2 separate regions of the Homo sapiens genome follow, and region 2 is linked to region 1. A link is a loop called in an ENCODE intact Hi-C map of the cell type or tissue named here. Cell type or tissue: Caco-2. All regions are shown on one strand. Region 1 overlaps DPP10 (dipeptidyl peptidase like 10). Region 2 overlaps DPP10 (dipeptidyl peptidase like 10).

Region 1 (5,000 bases):
GGAGGGGGACATGGGTTGAAAAACTACTTATTGAGTACTGTGCTTAGCACCTGGGTGACAGTTTCCATACCCCAAACCTCAGCATCATGCAATATACGCATTTAACAAACCTGCACATGTACCCCTTTATCTAAAATAAAAGTTGAAATTATATTAAAAATTATTTCATAAAACAAGCAAGTTGTCAATTTGCAAAGAATATTTCAAGTTTAAGGCCTTTATTCTGTACTAGGATCTTCAAAAGATACTAGACAATTTATTTTTTCTTTTATCAAGTTATTACCTTAACATAGATTGTTTTCTTAGTTGTGAAATAATTGTAAATTCCATGTATTTCTTTTGGGGGATAAATGAAATTTCAAATGGATTTCTATTGGAATCAGTTGACATCTGGAATTAAAATCTTGCTGAAGTTTCTGTGATTCCATCTAAGATACTAGATTTTCTTTGATTTTTTTTGTTCTTCACTGTTTCTAAAGCAATTATGGTAGAAACAAGACTAAATGATAGAAGATAAATGAGACAAATAGGATGTAGTTACCAGAACATTGGATTGTGCAAAATGGAACATTTCAGCTGCTATTTCTATCACTAGAACATTATGACTTCATGTGGATTTTAGAAAAGTAATAGGTAAACGATTCCCTAGCTCAAGAATCTCTGAGGACAGCTGAAGGCCTGGAGACCAACAATAACTAGAGGGATTCAGATGGGTGCTGGGCTTGCTTGCTGAAGCGTGCTTGGCTGTGTCCTGGAACGCTGAGTAGAGTCTGAAGCTGGTCAGAGAAGGTCATACCCTATTTGGCTTTTGCTGTTGTAATCTTAGAATCATGTTTTCCCTTATTCTAACAGCTTATCTTCCTTGCCCATTTTATTAGATGCCAAACTCATATAATTTTTTTAACCTCTAAATATCTACTTGTATAGGACAAAAATAAACTTTCAGCAGCCATAGTGTATGAAGGAGTATCTGTGATTCTTCCATAGTGTAGATAAAGAGAACTAGAGAGGATACACCTCGTCATGCCTCAGGTCAAGTCAGCCTCCCCTAAGGCTCTAGCGGCCATCAGATTGTAGTGGTTATTTCCTGTTCCCTCCTGTCTCTGTCCTCCCTCCCCTTCATCAGGGCAGCCTGCTGTTCCTCGACATCATGGATGTTGATGGTAGCCCCAGCTTTGATTGTCTTTCTACCAGTCAACCACGCAAAGAAGGAGGGAGAAAACTCTTTTGGAGAATTCCTTGGCCCAATGGACCAGGCATCTCTTTTCCTCAGCTAAGCTTTCCTTCTTGGTATGTTACAGGGAAAGGGGAAGCAGTTTGCCAGACAGCAAGTCAACCCGGTCTTGGAATGAGGGGAAGGAGGTTTCCCTCGGTCCCAGTAACACTCTAGCAGGGCCAAGCATTGAAGGAGTCTGCATTCAACTTGCAGAATCTGTTTAGCACTTTCTACACCTCCATCAGGATGTATTTTATTCTCTGGTTTTAGTTTCCTATCTGGTTTGAAGAGGAGAAAAATAAAAGTCATGAAACATATAGCAAGCACCTGCTCCCTTTGACATAAGTCAGCTTGTTCAATTCTCACAACAATCCTATAAAAGAGCTGCTATTATTCCCATTTAATAACAATAAAACGGTGGCTCAGAGAAGGTAAACATTTTTCTAAGTTCTTATACTTAATAAATCTAAATCCAAATTTGTTTTTCATTCTTCTTTCCATATCACACTGCTATATAGTTACTATGTTATCATCTCACAATCACTGATCAACTCCGACCTTTGTCTTTTTTCCTGATAAGTCACCTTGTTCTTGGCATTGCTTTCCATATTCGTGGCTAGCAGTGTCCTTCCCAGGGTTAGAGGCAATGATGAGTTCTTTTTCTTGTGATTGCTCAGTAGAAAAGGCACGAATGGTGCTGCAAACCTAAGACACCTCCAAACGTTATACACTTTTGCTAATAGCAGGAAAAATGACCTCTGGATGCTGCCAAAGTGAGCACTGCCTTTACGTATGATAGAAAATACAATTATACATTTTAAAATGATCTCACAGTCTTGCTTTCTAACTTGAATTCACTGTCATTTAACTGATTTATAAGGATTCTTGGCCACAACTAAAGTATATTTTAAACTTATAAGTATTCTCTAATGAGGAACTTTTAAAAGTCCAGATAAAAGCCCACTATTCAGTAGTTAGAATAATTCAGTGAAATTAACCATGTAAATGCTCAATGAAGCAAATGATTAAAGAAGGAATGAATAAAAATAAAGATTAAAGTGGATCAAATTATATTTTGTCTTTTTTTATACTGCTTATAGATCATAATTAAATAGTGGTGGCTCAAAAGCACAAAACCAACCTCATCACTTACCAGGTGTGAAAATAATGTTGATGTGTATGCTTAGTTTTAGCGTGACAAAGCAGATACACTTTTTCACTTTTAAAAAAAATCACTCAATGCATCATTCTTTAATGTTTGCTTTTGTGATGATCACTGAATATAGAAAGTCTTTTGATTTTAGAATAATTTTAAGTCTTTGCCTGCTGATAACCTCAGACACAGACCTGCAGCCAGAATTGGTTGAGAGTTCTGCTATCTTCTCCAATGAGGGATATTTGAGTATATACTAAATAATCATATTTATATACTGGCATTTAAAAAACCAAATATTCTCATAGTTCTCTTCAACCTCCTGAGCTCCTTAATATAGATAATATAGATGGCCACATTTTTGTCATTATACAGTCATGAAAAGAAGCCTATGTAGGTCTTATCCACATTTACAAGACAGGAACTGAAGATCAAAGAGGTTAAGTGACTTTCTTAAGTTCCTCAGATAAACATTTTGAAACAGCTGAGATGAAATACAGGTGCGCTGACTTCAAAGCACAAGTTCTTTTCTCTAGAGTGCACTACCCCCAATGAGTTGACAAAATTAAACAAAAACTAAGCAGAATTATATTTTCTTACACATACTTCATACAAGTAATCATTAAGCAGCTACTTGGTACTAAAGTTTCTCCCAGGAGGTTGCAGTGCAGATGGGTAAGTAAGCTGCTGTATGTGCCCCCAGGCCATAGGCATGTCAGCAGCTATGGATACCACAGTAAAATAAATGACTATCGAGAAAGCAGGAGGAACAGCTCACCAGGGGAGCACAGTGATGAAGTGAAAGCTTCACCTTTCAGGAATTCTACACAGCCCATAAAAAAAAAAACTCTATCCCCTCCCTTTCAGAGTGTTTCTTAACAACTGCTTAACACAGAAATCATCAACGTATTGTTGTAGATACTGGGATTAATATGTGCAGAACTTCAAACAGAACCCAGATCTCATGACTCCAAGTAGAGGACCTGTTCCAATAACCCATGAAAATAATCACAACATCCTAATCATGTTTTCATCCCTGTTTTACTTTATTAGTTGTTAATAGGTCCATTGGTCACTGGGACACCCACATGGGGGTTATATACCTGTTCATACACAAGCTATGAGTCTTTGAAGACAGAAGCATATGAGGTCCTGATTTTGCTCTAGTATGAACTCAAACAAATTTTTTTTCAGACTAGTCACCCTCATCTTTCAAAACATCAGATCATTTCAGAGCTGCTTCTAGGACATGTGAACTTGGGCAGAGAGAATTGCTTTTTCTTCACTGTGTTACTGTAGTGTACCAGTCATATGGCTATTCTAAGATCTTTAATCCTCACTTCCTTGTCACCCTCATGAAGGGTCCTTCAAACTTCTTGATGACAGCCAGGGGCAGGGAGGGCACTCCAGGCAGCAAGCTGACACAATTTACAAAAGCAGTTATCTTCTCTCCCGTGAAGCAATGCCGCCTGGTAGAACAAATGGTGCAACCCATGCACACTTAGTTTATCCACCTTGATAATCTAAGTGTCAAGGACAGAGCAAGTACCATTCATAAGACTCTCTGGAGCATGCAGGATACTGACAAGCTTTTTATTTATGACCCAGGGTTTAACCCATGTGAGCTCATACTTTGTCTTCTGCTAAGCCTTCCATAGCTCCATCTCAAGTCCTCCTTTAAGGTGAGGGTCACTGGACTGCATATCATTCAGTTCCCAGCTAGTTTTCTCTTCATTTATTTGTGATTTTACTCAGATTATGATATTATTAGTTTAGAAGGGGTTGCTGTAGTCAGGACAATCAGTAATGCACTTCTAAATACTAGGTAGATCCTCCATTCTTTGTGGTTAAACTCCTTCCAGGTTCTAGTTTGTTTGTTTATTTATTTATTGGAAGATTCATACACTTTGCCTTTCTTTTCACCACCTTGGTTTGGTTTACAAGAACCAAAGCTAGTTTCTCTAAACCCACTTGATTAGTGTGTGTTTGTGTGTGTGTGTATGTGTGTGTGTGTATGTGTGTATATATATATGTGTGTGTATATATATATATATATTTTTTTTTTTTTTTTTGAGACAGAGTCTTGCGTTGTCATCCAGGCTGGAGTGCAGTGGCATGATCTCGGCTCACTGCAACCTCCACCTCCCAGGTTCCAGCGATTCTCCTGCCTCAGCCTCCCAAGTAGCTGGGATTACAGGTGCCCGCCACCATGCCCAGCTATTTTTTTTTTTTTTTGTATTTTTAGTAGAGATGGGGTTTTACTATGTTGGCCAGGCTGGTCTCAAACTCCTGACTTCGTGAACTGCCTGCCTCGGCCTCCCAAAGTGCTGGGATTACAGGTGTGAGCCAGCGCGCCTGGCTTGATTAATATATTTTATTTCTACTACATCAGACACAGATTCTTTTTGCCCAACATACATAACCATGTAGTCCTACCTAATATAGTTTCCTCTGTGTGTGTCTGTGTGTGTGTGTGTGTGTGTGTCTGTGTGTGTGTGTATTATATATACAACTAGTAGGAAACCCCACATATCCACATATCTTTCTAGATATCTTATCTCCCTATTACAAAACTCCTCTCTCTTGATTATTACACTTTATAATTTTACTCCCTATGTCATCCAAAGTGGG
Region 2 (5,000 bases), 82 kb after region 1:
ACTTCCTATCTGGGCGACTTTTGGCAAGTTACTTAATTCTGTAAACTTCAGCTCTCTTCTTTGTAGTATGAGTTAACAGCAAGTACATTATAGTGTAGTTGAGAAAATAAAATAAGACAGCTTATGTAAAGGACCCAGAATAATGCTTAGCTCCATAACTAGCTACAAATGCCAGTTTTTTCATTTATCTTATATGAGGGAGGTAAGGGAAGATTATAGATGTTACTGACCAAAGGGAAAGGCCTGGATAGAGGGAATTATAGGAGTAAAGCTATCATAAAGACCCTGAATACGGAGAGGAGAAACCAAGAAGAAAATGTATAATTCTCTTCTAAATAAAAATGGTAATTCTTATAAATTATCTATTTATAATTTTGCCCTAGACTAGCACTACACTATTTTTGTCAAGAATGATGATTAAAATTTCTTCCATTGGCCTCATGCTTTTTACAGATTTTTCCCAGTTGAGTTTCAGGTAGAGAAGATCTGAAGAATAGAGATGGAAAATATCATTCTTTTTTTAAAGAGGAGTTCTAGAGAATCTAAAGTTTTTTTTTGATTGTTCAATAGTTAGTATCCAAACCATTAGAAAAACTCAGATCTTAAAACAGCTAACCAGTCGGGCGCGGTGGCTCACGCCTGTAATCCCAGCACTTTGGGAGGCCGAGGCGGGTGGATCATGAGATCAGGAGTTTGAGACCATCCTGGCTAACACGGCGAAACCCCGTCTCTACTAAAAATACAAAAAATTAGCCGGGCGTGGTGGCGGGAGCCTGTAGTCCCAGCTGCTCAGGAGGCTGAGGCAGGAGAATGGCATGAACCTGGGAGGTGGAGCTTGCAGTGAGCAGAGATTGAGCCACCGCACTCCAGCCTGGGAGACAGAGCTAGGCTCTGTCTCAAAAAAAAAAAAAAAAAAAAAAAAAGCAACTAGCCAATAGACTATTCCCACCTGTAAAGCCTTCTTTTTACTAGGTATGGTGGTGTGTTGGTCATCAAGTACACAGATTAACAAGACAATTCCTGCCCTCAAGGGGATGAAAACTGGGTAAGAAAAAAAAATTTTTTTCAGTCCAGCTTGTTAAATACCATATTGGAGAAAAGCAAAGTTGTCAGTGGAACTCAGACATGGGGCACTTAAGCTATCAAGGATGGAAGTGCTCCGTGCACATTCATGAGATGGAGGTGGGAAGTCAGACAAGTTCTGGCAGGGACATTCCCTAGCTCTGTCCAACTAGTTTAGTATTAGCTGGCTTCTCACATTTGGGTGAGGTTTATGGTCATCGAACTTCCTAGCCTCCATTAGGAAAGGTATGAACAATCAGTCTGTGCTTCTAAGCTTGATTCCTTTGGATTTTAAGTGTTTTCTGTTTCATGAGAACTTTGTTAAAATGCAAATTCCTCATAAATGTTTAGCCTTATCAGTCAGCACCATATTGGGAATGAATAAGCACTGTGGGATGTCTAAAGGAAGGGAGTTAAGAGACAGGCTCCAGCAAGGAGATGATGGTAATTGGAAAGATGTACAACAGTTCCAAAGACAAACTATATTAACTTCTCTTTGTGGACCAAGGTTAGGCAAGACTTCTGTCGACCAGTTCTTGGAATCTTTGGCTCACTTCAACCGTAACTTCTCTATAATAAAAAGTAAGAAAAGTAAAGAGTTCATTGGCTCAGAGCAAGTTAATCAGAAAGGATTAAAGCACATCAATCTATTTTCATGTTTGATAGTAGCCCTCATTGAGGCTTGTGGGACAATGATCAGGTCCTTATTGAGCCCAGCAGAGAAGGAGGACCCAATCTTGCTTTATTTCTCCCCCTACCCTCTTTAGTGCTATTTTTTTTCTAAAATTGCCCTTTCCTTTGTTCAGTTCTTCATCTTCTTTGACAAGGAATTCAAAAACTCTCAGAAATTTTAATAAATAATTTACAGTAAATATTTATGACTTAATATGTCATATCTAAATAAATAAATTGTTAATGACTAAATCAACACAACAATAATGTTAGTAATTGAATGTTGGAAGTCACAGACTTCAGCCCATAGGTAAATCTCCCCTCTGCACACCCATATAAAAGGATAGGCCCAACAAAAGTAATGAAACTGGGCATTATAATGGGATCTTGGCCATGAGACACGAGGAAAAGAAAATATATTTTTTAAATGGGTTGATGGATGTTTCTATTTATACCAAGTCACTGATGTTGGAAAGCCAAATGAGAAAAGAGAAGAAAGTTTTTATCTAAGAAATGTGAGCCCCTTTAAATTATCAGGCCCAGAGAGGCTTTAAAATGTGACAACAGTCACATCTTACTTCCCCTCTATGCTAAACGATTACCTCTTGAAGCCACTTGCTCCATAGGCTCTAGATTAACTGATGCCAAGTAGCCATAAAATGCCACACACTGGACACCATAACTTATAACCTATAGTTCAATAACGTATAATCAATCACTAATCAATGTTATCGCTGTATTGTCCAACAGACCGCCAGGATGGCTAAATAGTATAAAGGAGAGCTTTATTGGCAATATCAGTTTGCAAACCAGGAAGAGACAGTCTCTGGCATGTACCTAAAGTGCTTTCTCTTCAAAGAGGTAAAAGGCAGGTTGATTTTTATACCTCACAGTCTGTATTACACAATAGACTCATACATACTCAGCCGGTTTGGGGGGTATGAGGAGAGTCAAGCACATGCACAAGGGGTAAACATATATGTAACATACTTCCCATGTTCACTTTGAGGTAGAGTTTTAGCATTAAAACAAGCTGGAATTTGGCTCTTTACATCAAAGGTGAACTTTAAGGCACAAAGACAGTTTGTGTGCAGCCTCTGAAAGCTGACTGAAGCTGGATTAAAGTCTGGAGTTGCTTAAGAGGAAAGAATGTTTGAAGGCCACTCCCCTGTCCAATCAGAGTTGTAGTGATCTGGGTTATAAATAAGAGGTAGAAAGGGAGTAACAATTTGCTTGATAGCTCCTATTGTTAGGAAGTTTAGCAAGAGTGTGGGGTTTTTTTGTTTGAAGCTGTAAGAATTTAGGAAGTTGCTATGCCAGCTGAGCTCTGAATTCTGCGCCCATAGATAATATTTATTTTCTTAACCTTGGGGTCTGTCTTAGTTGATAAAGGAGCATCTATTTTGGTTTCTCAGATCACATCTGTAAACCAACAAAAATTCCTGTCAAACAACTTCGTATCAGCCCACTCTTTTTTTCCCTTTTCCCTTTGAAAACCTGCTTGTAACAAGCCAAATGCAGCACTTCCCAGGGCAACTTGGAAATGTGTCCCAGCCATTGTCCTCACTTTGGCTAAAGTAAACTCTTCCATTAAAATTATATCTGATGCCTCAGCTTCTTTCTTTAGGTGGACATAAGTCATTTCGAACTCCTCTCTATCCACCGCACTACGCATATTCACATTTTTTCCATGTTTTTCCAATTTTGAGTCTGATATGCTTCTTGAATCAGTTTTTCACCACTTTCCATCACCTACCACCTCTGCTCTGCATCAAATTGTCTTCTGCTCAAATCAGTAGACTATTTCCTTACATGACCTTCTTACCTTTAGCCTTGGCTCCCTTAGATCCATCTTCCCCAAAGTTTCCAGGTTTCAAAGGCAACATCCGATGATGCAAATTCTCTTTCAATAGCTCCACATCTTCTTTGGATGATGCTCAGAGCTTCTCTCCAGTGCATCTGAAGCTTTTCATATAACGATGATGAAGACGGCTGATTTTTACTGAGCATTACTATGTTCCAGATACATTGGATCAGATCTTTTCATGGACATTACTTACTCTCTCAAAATAGTCCCCTAGAATAGATGTGATTATCCTCCTTATGTCTCTTTTACAGAAGAAGAAACCACTTTCAGAGTTTATTTGCCAGGCTAGGAAGTATTGGAGAAGAGATTTGGTCCAATGCCAGTCATTAAGTCTTCCCCTGAATATGTGCTCACAACTAGTATATTACACTTCCCTGCATCTCCTAAACCGAAATGACAAACCAAAACATTTTAGAGACCCAATGTGTAAGAATAATTGAATGGAAGTGATTTCAGCAAAAGTTCTTCTATAGGCTGGGTGCAGTGGCTCAAGCCTGTAATCCCAGCACTTTGGGAGGCCGAGGCGGGCAGATCACGAGGTCAGGAGATCGAGACCATCCTGGCTAACATGGTGAAACCCCGTCTCTACTAAAAATACAAAAAAAAATTTAGCTGGGCATAGTGGTGGGCGCCTGTAGTCCCAGCTACTCTGGAGGCTGAGGCAGGAGAATGGCGTGAACCCGGGAGGCGGAGCTTGCAGTGAGCCGAGATTGCACCACTGCACTCCAGCCTGGGAAACAGAGCGAGACTACGTCTAAAAAAAAAAAAAAAAAAAGTTCTTCCATAATTCAGTTGGGAAGAGCTAAACTAGCCAGCCATATGGTTCAGATGAACCAGTGATCTCCTCAAATTGATGTCCAGTGCCTCACTCCCCAAGGTAAATAGCAATGAGGAATGGTTCTACTGACCTCCTTAACTTGTCATAAAATTCACACTTTTATTCGTTGTGGAATGACACTTTTAATATTTCTTTTGTAGAAGAAATCCAGGTTTCCAAAAAGCCACTGACAAACATTTCAAGTTAGGCCTGGTGGCACTGCACTTAAATCAGTAGTTGAATTTAATCATATTCATTTTTGCACTGAAATATTTGTTTCTGTAACTATTGAAAAATTTCACTTTGCTGTTTTTTTCTCTAAATGATCTTTTATTTCAATTATGGAAAAATAGAAAATAAAGCTTCTGAAACCTATATCTGTCAGAAATAATCATGGAAATCATTGGGCATGTCAATAGCCATGTTTTAACATCAACTGAATGCCCTTTAAGCAGGCCACCTGTAGTTTGAATTGTGCAGGAAAAAGAAAATTGCAAGGATAAGCTCATTTTTTCCTGGGAATATTTCATAGAAAGTTGTGCTCAAAGATCAAAGTATGATTAGAATTTTTAATATTAAGCT

Evidence for each region. A loop is a pair of places that touch in the nucleus more often than their neighbours do. Peaks named below come from ENCODE experiments on the same cell type or tissue, not always from the same donor. Only the 100,000 strongest peaks of a DNase experiment are listed, where the experiment ranks them.
Region 2: it touches region 1 in a loop (12-fold over the local background); 1 of 110 quality-filtered maps calls a loop at or near these places.

Annotation. Positions count from the first base shown.
Region 1 is chr2:114,639,512-114,644,511 of GRCh38, forward strand. The region is part of intron 1 of DPP10 (dipeptidyl peptidase like 10); the gene reads left to right. Among named protein-coding and RNA genes, the nearest start is that of DPP10-AS3, 190 kb to the right of the region's middle. In Caco-2, no CTCF peak of the experiment used is centred here; a DNase peak (open chromatin) is centred at 3,080.
Region 2 is chr2:114,721,878-114,726,877 of GRCh38, forward strand. All of the region lies in intron 1 of DPP10 (dipeptidyl peptidase like 10), which reads left to right. Among named protein-coding and RNA genes, the nearest start is that of DPP10-AS3, 110 kb to the right of the region's middle. In Caco-2, no CTCF peak of the experiment used is centred here; no DNase peak of the experiment used is centred here.